Linked DNA regions of Homo sapiens: region 1 is linked to region 2. A link is a loop called in an ENCODE intact Hi-C map of the cell type or tissue named here. Cell type or tissue: endothelial cell of umbilical vein. All regions are shown on one strand.

The links. A loop is a pair of places that touch in the nucleus more often than their neighbours do. Peaks named below come from ENCODE experiments on the same cell type or tissue, not always from the same donor. Only the 100,000 strongest peaks of a DNase experiment are listed, where the experiment ranks them.
Region 1: it touches region 2 in a loop (2.7-fold over the local background); 2 of 110 quality-filtered maps call a loop at or near these places.

What each region holds. Positions count from the first base shown.
Region 1 is chr12:58,958,135-58,966,134 of GRCh38, reverse strand. The region is part of intron 2 of LRIG3-DT (LRIG3 divergent transcript); the gene reads right to left. Among named protein-coding and RNA genes, the nearest start is that of LRIG3-DT, 41 kb to the right of the region's middle. RefSeq lists an enhancer at 207-376. In endothelial cell of umbilical vein, no CTCF peak of the experiment used is centred here; a DNase peak (open chromatin) is centred at 4,034; H3K27ac peaks cover 1,634 bases.
Region 2 is chr12:59,071,979-59,079,978 of GRCh38, reverse strand. The region is part of intron 3 of LRIG3-DT (LRIG3 divergent transcript); the gene reads right to left. Among named protein-coding and RNA genes, the nearest start is that of LRIG3-DT, 160 kb to the right of the region's middle. In endothelial cell of umbilical vein, no CTCF peak of the experiment used is centred here; DNase peaks (open chromatin) are centred at 2,178, 3,148, 3,688, 4,678 and 1 weaker place; H3K27ac peaks cover 3,439 bases.

The DNA.
Region 1 (8,000 bases), 110 kb after region 2:
ATCAGTGAGGTCTTGACACCAGTAAGAAATAAAGAACATTAGAAGAATGGTGTAAAAACACCCTTGCTTAGATCATTCTTTATCATGGTTGAAAAATTCCAAACACCATGTTGGGGCAGATGCAGATTATTATTGGCCTTTACATTTCAGATTTCTTTTTCCTTGTTAAAACTTCAAACTGAATTTATTTTATTTGTCTTACCATTATGAAAAGGTGCACATATTTCAAGCAGAGGTGAGAAAAGGGAAGTCGAGAGGAGTCCATTCCAGCCAGAAGGAAAAGCCTGTACGGAGACAGACAAATAGGAAGCTGCAAAGTGTGCCTGATGATTCAACTGTGCGCATGCTAGGAGCTCAGGTTTGGGTGTGGCAGGTAATGAATGACAGAAGGTCAGACTAGAAACATGAGTGGATCAGCTCATGGAAGGCTTGGATACTCCACATACTCTGACCAGACTCTATTTACTTATATAACTATGGGGTGGCACAAATTTAAATGTAGGATTTCATCACTAGCAGAAAATCAACATAAATTTCAGATGTGATTTCAAATATAGAGACTCAGCACAGATGTGGGATGCATCTTCACTGATAGGTTGATAATGCTCTGGGTTAAGAAATCCATCTGATGTGTAAAATCAGGAAATGGGCATTGTCAGATAACAGAGAATCAATCAAGTCAAGTTGATAGGCTTTTCCCCTGGTTGTGGAAATTCGAGGAATAAATGCCCACTGGATTCACAAATAAGTATTATCTTGAGCAACAAAAGTAAACGAATTTTTATAGAGGTGCGTGGATGCCCGGTACAGTGGTTGGAGACTGTAATCCTAGCTACTTAGGAGACTGAAGCAGGAGGATTGCTTGATGCCATGAGTTCAAGACCAGTTTGGGCAACATAGTGAGACTCTACTTCTAAAACAAAACAAACAACAACAAAAAATTTTAATCAGCTGAGTGTGGTGGCACCTGCCTGTTGTCCCAGCTACTAGGGAGGCTGAGGCAGGAAGATCTGTTGACCCCAGGAGTTAGAGGCTGCAGTAAGCTATGATCATGTATAGTAGACATACCCGATAGCAAAATCTTAATCAAATCCTGAGAATGACCCTGTTTGGTAGATGCACCTGAATGTATATACGTTCAGAATTCCAAACTGTGGAACCTAGGAGTAGCCAACACCAAGATTCATTCCTTATCTATGAAGAACACCTGAGTTTCTGGCCTGTTCCCTTGGAACACGGGCCACTCGAGGAATCAAGCCCCTTTGTTTTGGGTTAAATGAAGGCTGCCAGGTGGAGGTTGTTAGGGAGAGGGTGCTAAGTGAAATGTCATATAAACCACATGCTTCTTGCAAGTGGTTGCAGTTCTCCTGTACAGCTCACTGCCACTGGACCAGCTCTATGTGTAAGTTTCCTTCAATAAGACCCCATGTCCTGTTTGCTGGATCTGAGTCTCTTTCTCAGCCTCCTGAACCTGATGCTATCCCTACTGATGTTACTGGAGTGCCACTGCACTCCAGCCTGGGCCACAGAAGACATTTCATCTCAAAAAATAAAAATAAAAATAAAAAAATACAGGCCAGGTGTGGTGGCTCACACCCGTAATCTCAGCACTTTGGGAGGCCCAGGTGGGTGGAACACCTGAGGTCAGGAGTTCGAGACCAGCCTGGCCAACATGGTGAAACCCTGTCTCTACTAAAAATACAAAAATTAGCCAGGCGTGGTGGCAGGCACCTGTAATCCCAGCTACCCGGGAGGCTGAGGCAGGAGAATTGCTTGAACCCGGGAGGCGGAGGTTGCAGTGAGCCGAGATCGTGCCACTGCACTCCAGCCTGGGCAACAGAGAAAGACTTCATCTCAAAAAAAAGCAACAAAATACACACACACATATATATATATATAAGTACATATATAGATAGATAGATAGATAGATAGATAGATAGATAGATAGATAGATAGATAGATATAATTTAAAGTGGGGGTGAAAGTAAGACCAGGAAATGAAGCTAGAGACAGAATTTTCTGAGAACAATAGGGCAGGGGAAATGTCAAGTGTGTCCAGGTAGCCTTCGGCTTTTACTACTTCACTGATCCTTAAGATAATTACTTCCTTCTTACTAGCCTCCCTCTTCTCCTGTCTCCAGGTGCTGCTTGCATCAATGCTGGTTCAAAGAAAAACTATAGCTGGACAGCAGTTAAAACAGTAAAACCAAATTTTTGCAGGACTATTGTAATAGGTGAAAAGAGACCTCAGTACAAAACTAGATTAAATTCCAAATACAGCATGGGCAAGTGGGACTTTATAGCCAAGGAGCAGGGTGAGGGTCAGTGGATAAAGGAAACATTGTGGGTATTGGAGTTTCTTACTAAACCATCCTAAATGGATTCTTGCTGAAGACCAGGGAGATCAGACATCACTTGGGGAGTGGTGGAGAAGGAAGAACCTGATAAGATATCAAGAATGATCTGATATTGGCGAGGTGTAGTGGCCCATGCCTGTAATCCCAATACTTTGAGAGGCCGAGGCAGGCGGATCACTTGAGGTCAGGAGTTCGAGACCAGCCTGCCCGTCACTACTAAAAAAAAAAAAAAAAAGGCCGGGCACGGTGGCTCACACCTGTAATCCCAGCACTTTGGGAGGCCGAGGCGGGTGGATCACAAGGTCAGGAGATCAAGACTATCCTGGCTAACACGGTGAAACCCCGTCTCTAATAAAAATACAAAAAATTAGCTGGGCGTAGTGGCGGGCACCTGTACTCCCAGCTACTCGGGAGGCTGAGGCAGGAGAATGGCGTGAACCCAGGAGGCGGAGCTTGCAATGAGCCGAGATTGTGCCACTGCACTCCAGCCTGGGTGACAGAGCCAGACTCCGTCTCAAAAAAAAAAAAAAAAAAATTAGCTGGGCATGATTGTGCGTGCTTGTAGTCCCAGCTACTCGGGAGGCTGAGGCAGGAGAATCGCCTGACTCCCAGAAGGTGGAGGTCACAGTGAGCTGAGATCACACCACTGCACTCCAGCCTGGGTGACTCCATCTCAAAAAATAAATAAATAAATAAAATAAAATAAAATAAAATAAAATAAAATAAAATAAAATAAAATAAAGAATGATCTGATACAAAGGATGGGGGATCCCGACTAAACAAACTTAGCAGGGACTTTCTAAAACTGGATTTTACAAGGAGGTGCACAGATGGGCCTAGGAGAAGGTCCAGGAACCTGACTAAAGTTTGGTAAAGCAAAGAATCCTCATGATGCTCAAGCAAAGCACCTTTCTTTACCTCTGCCACTAGAAAGGAAGGCCCTTGGCTACGGACTTGTTCTCTGCTAGATGGCAATGACTGGTCCAGCTAGTGAATGATTGAGTTCTCTGCTGCTGCCTTTTGAGTACTATCGTAGCTCATCTCAGATCAAATATCCACTTTCTTTTTCTTCCTATTATTTTTTAATTTGAATGAAAAATTTCAGCCACACAGAAAAGTTGAAATATTTAATGGAAATCTGTGTGTCCTCTCTCTTTCTCTTTTATTCTTAAGATTCAGAGGGTACATGTGCAGGTTTGTCACATGGGTATGTTGGATGATATTGGGGGTTGGGCTTCTAGTGAACCCAAATAATGAACATAGTACCCACTAGATAGTTTTTAGCCTGGCCTCCTTCCCTCACTTTCACCTTCTGGAATCCCCAGTGTCTATTCTTTCCACCTTAATACCACGTGTAGTCATTGTTTAGCTCCCACCTATAAGTGAGAACATGCGGTCAAATGCCCACTTCCCAGGACCCCAGAAGACAAGTAGGATTGTCAGGGAGGCTTTCAGCATTTCTATAATCAAAATAAGCCAGTAAACAGGGTGGCTTTAGTAGCAGCATTTGAGGAGAAATATTGTCAAGAGAAAACAAGCTGAAATCTCAGACACCGTCTTGCCTAACGTAGGACATCTGGTTACCTTATACTAGTATAGTCAATACATCAGAAGAGTCTAAAATGCAACATCCTGATGACCATATTAACTCTCCCATATGAAGCTTACCCTGGAATTTCCTGTATTTGTGTTTCAATTTCCGGGTTTATTTCTTCACATTCTTCATGAAAAGAGCTGGGGGGAGTGGGGAGAGAGGGCAGCAGGAAAGAAGAAAGGGAGAGAAAGAAGAGAAACAGAAAAAGTGTTCAGGAGATTATAGCTGCTCTTGTCATGGGGGCGAGGGTGGGGGGATGTGGGGTGGGTGAGTAGCTAGATGGCATGATGAATATGTTAATTGGTTTCATCGTAGTAATCATTTTACTATATATGTATCTGATAATGTCATGTTGTGTATCTTAAATATGTAAAATATTTATTTTTAAAAGATTTATGAAGGTAACATTTAAATGAACATTCCCTCCAGAAATGGGGCAGAGGGAAGTCCTTAGCCTGAGGAAGAGGTATTTTAAGCAGACATTTAATGAATACAAGCATTCAAAAGAGGTGTGAACGTATATGTGTTCTGATTACAGCAAACACCATAAAACAAATAAATACTTTCATTAGCTAAGAACTTTAAGTAACCATTTGCCAAGTTTATCTTCAGAGTCTTTCCTGTCAAATGTCAGAATTGTAATTTTAGCTGTTCTTTTAAAATAAGGCTTAATTAGGACCCAAAAGTAAGGAAGAGGATTTGACTTTTCTATGACATGGCAAAAGGGTGCAACCAGATCGCGTTGCACAGCCCATGGGAGCAAAGTCCTAGCTCTCAAATTTCTTTTCTTCAAAGTTATAGGAAGCTGCGACAGCTAAGATCTCCAGGGCTGTCTTTATTCAGTGGCTGAGCAACAGGACACTCACTATTCACTTATTTGTCTGCTTTGTATGGCTGAACAGCCTAAGAGTACTCTCTAATTTCATGTAGAGGAATCTCTTACACATGTAATTTTGAATGAAAATTACTCAATTCTTAAGAATTCATTTTTTAAATAGTGGTAAAAAGTATTATCAAAAAGAAATTACATTTGGTTTTAATCTACTTTTGTACAGAAAATTACTATTTTTTTAATTAATTAATTTTTTTAGAAAGTCTCACCACATTGCCCAGGCTGGTCTCGAACTACTGATCTCAAGCCTTCCTCCCACCCCTGCCTCCTGAGTAGCTCGGATTACAGACTCGAACCACTGCACCTGACCAGAAACATATTCTTAATGTTGTGAAGTAGGCAATTACGTCTGAAATTGCTGGGCTTGCAGGACTGAACCTGGGAAACAGGCCTTTTGCCGTCTATGACTCTGCCAAATGGTTTTCATCTTTCTTCATTCATCTAATGGGTATGATCAGTGGTGTACTAGAGCTGACTGTACACATTTCTTCCCAATTCCATATTCAATAACTTGGGTTGCTTGAAATTGGCCATAATGAGATTATTTACACCATGAACATGGGCAAACACTACAAATATCAAAGGTTTTCCCCCAGAGAGCTAGCTGTTAAACATTTACTACACAACTGAGATTGAGTGTGATATTCATATTTATAGTGTAATGACAAGTTTTATAGGCATTGTTGAAAAGTGTGTTTGATTTTGCCATTTTCTATGTAAATTTGAATATTCTGATTTTGAAACTGATCACCAAAGCAGCTGATATATTTATTTGAAGGTGGTCTATTGTAAACCATTAAAACTATTACAAAAAATCATAATTGAAGAGTTTGATTCCCCATTATTTTTAAAAACAAATAACTCTTAAATGGGAATGATCCCACACTAGAATTCAACATGAATTGGTATGTTTGCTTATTCATGACACATTTGGCCTATCACAAAGCTCCATTTGCCTTTCAGCATGATGAGAAATTGACTGAAGCTGACATTAAAGACCCTCAAAAGGTATTTTGTCCTGAACCTTTAAGGGTTAGCTAGAGCTGGCAAAGGTTACAGAAGGAAGTAGATGTTCATAAAGTGTAGTTTGGAGTTTGATAGGGTAACATGCTTCTTTCTCTTAGATCAGCAAGGATAACAGAAGGGACCAGACCACACAGAAGAGATATCACCTTTGTGCAGTTAAACATAGATACTCCTTTTAGGATAGATACAAATCTGTCCAGAAGGCCTCCCAGAAGGAATTATATACTTGCAAAACCACAAACCATGGACTTGGGTCTGTTTCTATTAGGGAATTCTTTCCCAGACATTATGTCACTTTATTTTTCTTTTAACATTGTTTGTGAACAGGTCTGCAACTATAGAAAATGTGTTGATTATACCTGTCACAATGAAACTGTTTTCCAAACACTTTACAGTTTTCATGCCAATAAAATAACTTGGAACATCTAGAGCAGATAGTTTAATCATTAAATTTTATACGTATTTACTTATGACATCATTTTCTATTTCAAACATGACCAGATCCCATATTCTCTGTTGAGATTGAAGAGGTCATTTTATATATAACAAAAAAGTATCAATTTTTTCAAACAAATGATTAACCATTTTTTAAGTTGCTTTTTCAGGCTGGAAAAAATGGGTAGCCAAGCATTTTCTGAATGGTCAAAGGAATATCAGAAATATGTATTTATGAACAGTATTAGCAAGACAGAATCAATCACTTTACGGATATGTAGGCTGAGGTCTTGAAAAAAATCAAAGAATTATAGATTTTAGGAGGTGGAATCTTAGAATTCATGTCTGATTGTCTACTGTAACAGATGAAGAAGCCAAGTGGTGCAATTAGATGATTTGTTAGGGGGTCATATATCTGGCAGGTGGCTGAAGCCTTTTGGCTAAATCAGGCATTCTAATTTCTGAGACCATTTTCCATAGCACTGTGGTCTTTCCAAGATATACAGCTGACATGCCAACATAGCATTTACAGTGTTAAAATCGTGCCTCCTTTTCACCAGAGGGACTTTAGTAGATTTCAAATAAACTCTTTTGTTTAGTGTTTTCATTTTTACAATTATATAATGTAGCACCTTTACAAGGCATATGTTGACACACAGCATTAACTCTTCTAGGTTAACCATGTTACATCAGACTTTCCCAGGGGTAGGTGTTATATTTCTGGAGATATGTTTTTAGTCCAATACTTGTAGAAGTCAATATATTTCAGTAGGAATTATGCTTCACAGCTGGAAAAATTAAGACAAAAAGGTTACTTAACATATCCAAACTACACTCATAGTTAGAGTCAGGTCATTTCTATCTTTCAAATTAGATGGCTTGCTACTCAACTACACATCAATTTAATCTTTAGTAACACAGAGGAAAACCACAAGAGAAACCTAGTAGCTTCAATTACCCATAGCAAACATGCATTTACAGATGCCACTTCAGGGGCTATAATAAGGGGAAATTGACTGAAGGTCAATTCCACATTGGGATTCCACATTCCCAATTCCACATTGGGAAAAGCCCCCAGTACAAAGCAGAGAACACATTCTGAGTTCAGCCCCCAGGTAGGAAAACCCTAATACTCTTTAAAGTAGGGATCACTATTTGGAAAATTAATTCTCTAGTCTTTTAGCTCTACTCAAATTTCATATTCATCTTTCATATGTGACTTTTTATTTGCAATGCTCAATTATTAGTTTTAGACTTTTAGAGTTGAAAGGGGTCTTGAAGATCCAGCCCCACACAGCACAGAGATTCATTCAGCATTGCAAATAGTCATCTATCTGTTACTTAAATATATCTAATGAGAGAATACATGTATTTTTTGTCAAAAATCTTACAAAGGCCCCAGTACAATGCAACACAAATATATCACTTCTGGGGTATATCTCAAAATTCATAACATCAATGTAATAATAAGAATATATCAGACAAACTCAAAATGAAGGATACTCTACAAAAGAGCTGCCAGTGTTTTGATCTTGGATTGATCTTGGACTGCCCAGCCTTCAGAACTGTGAGCAATAAGTTTCTGTTATCTATAAATTAACAGGTGTAAGGTATTTTTCATAGCAACCTGAATGAACTCAGATAGTATAAAAACTGGGGAAGCCCAAATGTTAATTTCTTATTTTGATAAATATAC
Region 2 (8,000 bases):
CTCAAATGCACACCCTACTTTCAGGTTACTGAACAATAAAAAACTTTTAATTATTCAGTTTAGTTAAATAACCTAAAAGGTCACAGATAATATTCAAGCTAGATCTTGGTCCCCAAAGAGAAGGTCAAGGTACTAGGCATCAAGTATTTATTAGTGCATCTTCAGATTTTTCAACACAGAATTCCAGGCAAACGTAATTCTGTCTTTAGGAAAAGCATGATGTTAGTGTCTACATGCCATTTTTAAAAAATCTTAATGCATAAAATGTGTCTTAATATGTCTGAGTCATCACTCAGACTTCCCATTCAAGAGGTGCAAAACCATGAACAAAAGAACAAGGGAGAGGTAGAGGAGAATGATCAAGCGAATAAGACTAATAGGCAGATCAGAACGACAGCAGCAAGTGGCTGGTGAAACACTCACGACCCCAGGGTTCTAGGAAGATTTGACTGCATATTTTGGTACCAATGTTATGGAGAATTTTTCTCCTGTTCTAGAAGGAGAATAGCTTCTAATGAATATACCGTTCTTAGTATTTGTTTTTATAACTTTATTTTTCCTCAGTGTCGGAAGCACTCATTTCCTTTATTTGCCTTGCTTTTTCTTCAATCCTTTTCTCTTTTTTCCTTCCTCTTTAAATCCAAACCACAAACATGCTCTGTTCAAACCTGTGTATTTTCGAGAACACAGACACACCCAAGCTGATGAAGAAATCGAGAGACAGGGCTAGGAATGATTTCTTAATGCTTCACTAGGTGCCTGGTTCTTTCTTCTCCATAGCTGTTTCACTGTCAGACAAGTAAAAGAGGAACCTCAAAATGATGACCTCTTCCCCAGCCTTCTGACAGTCAGACTAGGTGGCAAAGACAGTGATGCACCCCAGAAACTCCCTGGGGTTCTAGAGACCATGACAACCCTTCTCCTCCCCTCTGGGACTTTCTTTATCCAGAAGAGAGCCTGACATTTTAGCCATACAACTCAGATTTTACACACAATTGCTTAAGAGGAGAACGTATACCAGAAATCAGAAACATGGAGTTCGGAGAAAGAGTTCAATAATTGAATTCAGGCTGATTATTTATCTGCTATATGGACTTGAGAAATTGTTATTTAAATTCTCAAAGCCTCATTTTCCTTATCAGTGAATAGGAATGAAAACATAACATGCTTATATGGGTTGATATGAAGATTCAAAGGGATATGTCTATAAAACCCTGAGTATACTCCCTGTTCATTTGTACAAAACGTATTTATTAAAAACCTAACTGAGCCAATCATGATTGGAGGTGCTTAGGATTTATCACTGGATAAAACAGACAAAACAACTTCCCCTTGTAGTGCTTACATTCTAGTAAAGGGAGACAGCAACAAAGGGAGCAAAGGAATAAAATGCACTAAACCTTACATGGAGACTAAATATATATTATATGTCTAATATACAGACAGCTTTCAGTAAGTGTTAACAAAAATAAAGTATAATGCCTCAAATTATTAAAACACTTGCTAGGTAAAAATATCAAGTATGTTTTCTCATAACCTCATTCTATAGAAGCTTATGTAACAAATACATTAAGCTAGATATAAGGAAATATTGCATCTTCTAAACTTTTAAAGAAGTGTTTGAGACAAAAATCTAAGGTTCAGTAATGTTGAATCGGCTCTTAGATTGACGTCACAAAAAAGAACCACATGTGCAATTACACTAAAACTATTCCCCAAAGCTTGTATAACTCTTTGGGTTGAGGCCGTTGGGAACCAATCCCTAGCTCTAAGAGACTCCATCACTATTTCTGCTTGAGCCACACACAGATGTGGGCAGCTAGCTAACACTGTGTGTGTTGTGCTATATGGAATTCCTTGCTTAGTCTCACAAAGACCTCCCACATTTTCAAGGCATTTAAAGTTTCATCTCATCAGCAAGCATGACCTTGTCTCCATCACCTCAGTAAATGGATGAACGTTGCATCAAACACTGCCCTAATCTTTTGCATGATTTGGAAAAGTCTGGTTTGTAAGCTAATAATAAACAATGTATTTTCCACTTAAAAATCAAATTTCATTATATCCATGAGCATGGCTGTGTGAACGCAGTGGACTCCCTATAGAGTCAGAACAAGGTTTATGAAATGAAATGACCCCTAAAAAGCCATGGTCCAAGGCATCATGGAAACATAAGCTGGTCACATACAAACAAGCTGGGAACTTTTGTTTTTAGGAGGCCTCTACAGGAAACACTAAATCTGCTGCTAGATTTCAGCAGCTGCATCTGGCAGGCTGTAGCATGCATTGCTTTGCTGTTTGGCTTACTTTCTGGCTGGCAGAGCTCTAAGGAGGATGTTAGCAGCCAAACAGGTTTGAGCTGTGAAACTATGAGTTCACGTTAAACATAGAATTTACATAAAATAAACTAAGTCTCAGTAAATAGGATTTATCACTTCTAGGAAGGGAATATGTGTCTTCGTCTTTTTTCCCCCAGTATTAGCCTCCTAAATGTTTATAACTTGATTTTTTCCCATGTATCATATACCCACTCCTTCTGCCTCGTTCCAAGAATACTAAACTTTACAACCTCTTTTGTTGGGCAGGCAATATCTCTGTATTTTTATCTTTAAAACAGATTACACCTGGGAGGGGCAACATAGCACAGTGATTAAAGTTGAGTATTTAAGCCAGAATGACTTAAACTGCTTCGTAGGTGTGAGACTTTGAGCAAGTTATTTAAACTCTAAATCTCAATTTCACCATCTATAAAATGGGAGAGATCTGTCTCATATCTCTGTTGAGAGAATTATGAGATAATGTATAAAGCATTTAGCATACTTCCTGGCACATGGGAGAGATTTAAGAGAGCTTGCTTTCTTTTTGGAGGATTAATTTGTGAATAATTGCAGAGGGGATCATTGCATGTGGTTCTAAGTATATGAACACATTTGCATGTAAGCTGCAGTAGGTATATGTATAATACATATGTACCAGATTGAAAGTAGTTCGGTGGTTTTAACATAAAATGGATATAATTCTGATTGAGGGGGCCATTCTGTTCTTTCCTTCCCAGAGCCCCTTTGAACTTTCTGACCCTATATTATTTTGCAGAGGCAATGACTGGAAATTCCCTTTACATCCTACTCAACCCTCAACAATTCTATCTTGTGTTTTGCTTGTGATTTCAGGAAGACACTTATCTCTGTGCCCAGGAAAACACTTTAATTTGCATCAGTCCTCTAGAGTGTTGACTTTCCAAACAAGGTTTAGAAGAAGTCAGCTGGTTAAGAAAAATATCTAAGCCAATGAAACATTGGCTTTAAATTATTTTAGATCATGATCAAAGTAGTCAATCACCAAGAAACTATAAAAGTCATTTGAAATATATGTTCAAGATCCCAGATACACCTATTTTTATCCTGAATTACATAGGCTCAACAATTCAATTTATTTTTTAAAAATTCATTGAATATCTGTTTGCTCAAAAATATATTTCTTTATGACTGCAAAGATATAATGAAACTTAAGTTTACAAAACACTGTAGTTAAAAGGGAGATGATCTCCTTAAGTCTGTGTGAATAAGAACTTTTTCTCTTACAAATGAAAGAACGCCAACTCAAACTTGTCTGTAGGGGAGACAAGTGTTTTGTTGGATCACAAAACTGAAAAGTATAGCAGTAGACTGACTTCAGATATAGCTGAATCCAGGTACCAAACTCATTGTCATAATGGTCATTCTGTCTCTCTTTCTCTCTGTCTCTCTCCACCCAAACCGCATTTCACATCTCTGCTTTCTTTATTTTGGATTCTGTCTCAAGCAAATTCTCTCCATCTGGTGGCAGAGATGGTCCCTGACAGCTTCATGCCTTCATGATTATTTCAGCTTATGTATTTTGAAAAATACAAAAGGGCTTGCTTTCCCCCAGTTCTATACAGTTTACAAATACACACTATTCCTTTTTTTTTTTTTTTTTTTTTTTGAGACTGAGTCTCGCTCTGTCACCAGGATGGAGTGCAGCGGCCAATCTCGGCTTCAGCTCACTGCAACCTCCACCTCCCGGGTTCAAGTGATTCTCCTTTCTCAGACTCCTGAGTAGCTGGGATTACAGGCATGCGCCACCACGCCCAGCTAATTTTTGTATTTTTAGTAGAGACGGGGTTTCACCATGTTGGCCAGGATGGTCTCTATCTCCTGAGCTCGTGATCTGCCCGCCTCGGCCTCCCAAAGTGCTGGGATTACAGGTGTGAGCCACCGCGCCCGGCCACAAATACACACTATTCTAATCCTGCATTGCTCATATGCTCAACCCAGGGGAGTCACAGACCATCTCTGTCTGGGAGTAGGAAGCCCTGCAGTAGCGGAGCTGATGGCCACTGACAGTGACTGAGAGTCCTTCTGGAATACACTGGAAGAGGGGCAATTCCCCCAAAAAAGAATGCCAGGAAGACAAAAAGAAGGTGATTGCTACTCAAATCCTTTTTTTCCTAGATAAGAATACCAAACTACGGCTTAAAGAGAATAAATGACTTGCCTAAGAGTAAACAGCTGCTGATAATCTAGAAGTAAAATTCAAGTTTCATGACACTTTCCATTACATTACACGCTTCCTTATGATAAGGAGGAGAGAACAATACACAACTCCTGAGCAGCTGTATACCAGAGTGGCTAAATGCACAGCCCAGACATCCTGGTTTTAATCCTGACTCTTACAGCCTGCCAGGTCTGTGTGCTTGGAAAGATAATTTATCCTTCTGTGATTTAGTTTCTTCAGGTGGGAAACAGGGAGAATAGCGTCTGTTTCATTGTGTGGTGAGGAACAAATGAGTTATCAAACATAAAGAATTTAAAACAGTGCCTGGCACATTAGTATGTACAAGTGTTTGCTATTATGATGATGAAATGCTTACAGGAAGCAAAGCACTTTGCATACATATTATGCCATGTAATCTTCATGGAAGTTTATGAGGTAGGCATCAACATCCTCACCTGACAGAACATACTGCATCCTTGAGAAATTTAATCACATGTTCAAGATTTGACAGCCGAGGTTTGAACTTCTGTCTGACAACAAATCCTGTGTTTTTAACATGATACTAGTATAAATGTCACAAGATGTGTTCAAAGAAAATGCTGTATATGTCTAAAGGAGATAGCTAGCACGTCCAACTGAAGTGTTAGGAATCTGATATCAAGAAAGAAGAAACTGACCCAGCTTTTGGCAGGTTGTATTTAAATAATTTAACTCAACAAATATTCATGTGAGCACCTACCTTGTCAAAATACAGCAGTGGGCTAAACCTATAACAGCTTGTTGACTTCAAATTTGAGTTGGAAATGAGTAAGTAAGCAATTTAGGCAAAAGGCTCTAGATGGAAAGATACCAAAAGAACAGGGATGTGGTGTTGGAGAAGAGATCTGGAATAGTAGTCAACTTGGACTTGTGGGATGCACTATGCAAACAATTAGGGAGAAAAGGAATTGGAAAATACTGGGTACTCCTACATTATGGAGGCATCTGGAACACTAAAGAGAGGCTCCAGCTGGGCGTGGTGGCTCACACCTGTAGTCCCAGCACTTTGGAAGACCCAAGTGGGTGGATCGCCTGAGGTCAGGAGTTCAAGACCAGCCTGGCCAACATGGTGAAACCCCGTCTCTACTACAAGTACAAAAATTAGCCAGGCATGGTGGTGCTTGCCTGTAGTCCCAGCTACTTGGAAGGCTGAGGCAGGAGAATTGCTTGAACCTGGGAGGAGGAGGTTGCAGTGAGCCAAGATTGTGCCACTACACTCTCCAGCCTGGGCAACAGAGCGAGACACCGTCTCAAAAAAAAAAAAAAAAAAAAAAAAAAAAAAAAAAAGAGGTTCCAATGCATTCAACCCAGTGGACAGTGACAGATTACTGAGAGGGATGGAAAGAGGAAAAGGACAATAATGCAAACTCATACACACACACCCCAAAATACAACCTGGAAAACCACCCCCAACCCAGATTCGAATGACATTAGTTGACCAGCTTATTGAATGATATTTCTGTTTAATAAAAAGAACAAATTTACTTATGTTAATTTTTGGTAACGTTGCAAGCTTTTCCCAAAACAAATCACTTGAAATGCTATTTCTGTTTCTAGCAAAATACCTTTTCTTAATGTTTTTCAACTTTGCATTTGGTTCTGTTTGCCTCATGGAAAAGATCCTGTTTGAAGTATCACTGAAATATCTGCAACACCTACTTATATTGCTATTGTCATGAGTAAAAAATGAGAAAACGAGTAAGGTTTTACCATACATAGCGGTGCAGAAAAAACATTGTCAACTTTTAATATATTCTTCTGCAGATTAAAGGTTGTTAGGTCTTGTGGATTTGTAAAAAAGAGAAAATAGATGTTGTCATGGTTCTTCACAACAGTGGCAGGGAAATAAATGAGATTTTTGGCTAGAGTATATTTCCAGAACATTATTATAGCAATGAAGACACACTATGACCACAAGAAGATTTTTTGGCCTACCAAAGTATGCGTTTAAAGATGGGAAATATTCAAGGGATAAGAGTTGTGGAGTATCTAAATTAAATTTTAAACTTAACACATTTAGCCCCTGTCCTCTCATTCAATCAATGGTCAATTTTAATATGTTAACAACGTGAGTCTGGATGTGAGAATGTAATGCTTCGATGCACTCATTCCTTTAAATTTCTTACATGTCATTAAAATGTTTAATCCACAACAATTCCAGCTCACTTTGCAAATGAAGAAATCCAGAGATGGTTGCTTCAGGTCACACAGTTGGTAGGCACCAGGGTCTAAACTAAGGCCCAGGATCTCTGACTCTCCAGGCTGCTGTACAGTTTTATCAGCAAACATTCATTTTTTCACAACAAGTACTTAAATGTTTTCGCATATTTAACATTAATACAGAGGCCGAAAGATAAATAACTGCTACTCAAGGTAACCTGTCTTTGTTTGTTTCCAGCACTCCAGGAAATAATCAAGAAAGTCTAGCTACATAAAAAACATTAAATGAATAAACAATATGCTTAGCAATTCTGACCCCAACTTTTTATCTCATCATCAGGTACTAACAAACAGTTCTGGGACCCACATAGATCCTTGGTCCCCACTTTAAGCAACACTGATCTAAATTCTTGTAGAGTTGGCCATGGAAATCCAAGCACACTAAAGATTTTGCAGTATCCAGAGAGAAAGGATAACAATACTCAAATAAGCACTATAAATGATGACTTCAAAAGGCTCCGTGACAAGGATTGACACTCTTCTTATCTATGAAATGATTTTTCTTTGTGAGTTGAGGAAAAACACATATTCTAAGAATGAGGTTAATCTTCCTTTACCCGGCACGTGTTACTCCTGCTTAACATGAACTTTTTATTCCCTACAGCTCCCCCTCCTCTTCTGAAACCACTACACACCTTATACACGTTATGTACAGAGAGCCATGGGCATGGATCAAGAGAGAGAGACAGAATGCTTTTGCCTAAGCCAGGCATCCCCTACAATGTTAAGGTTGGCTTCAAAAATGGAATGGAAAACAAAGTTTTATGTTGAATGAAATATTCTTTTCGAAGATTTTATTCTCTCTACTCTTGGGAAAGTTCCTGAATAAAAAATACAGAGGTAGCCGTCACTCACCTCTATAAATTGGCATTGAACAGGGTAGGTAAAACACAGGAAGCAAAGCTATGTAAGAAGGAATACTTAGAGCTAATTACAAGCAAAATTTATTCTTTGTCTGCCTAATGCCAGAGTATTCTATCAATTCAGTTTAAAAACAAAACTAAACTAACACAACTTAAAACACCTTCTTACATTCTTCCTTTAGAGGGGGTCCAGAAAAACAACATAGCTTCAAGTATATTCTTAATGTATATGTGTCCACACTGAAAACTCTTTTGAAATTCTAAGAAAACTTTGGAGACACTTAAACCATGACACATTTTCCAGGGAGTATTTCAGGAATTCTTTAAAAAAAATATTTTGATAAGATGTAAAATCAAACATGT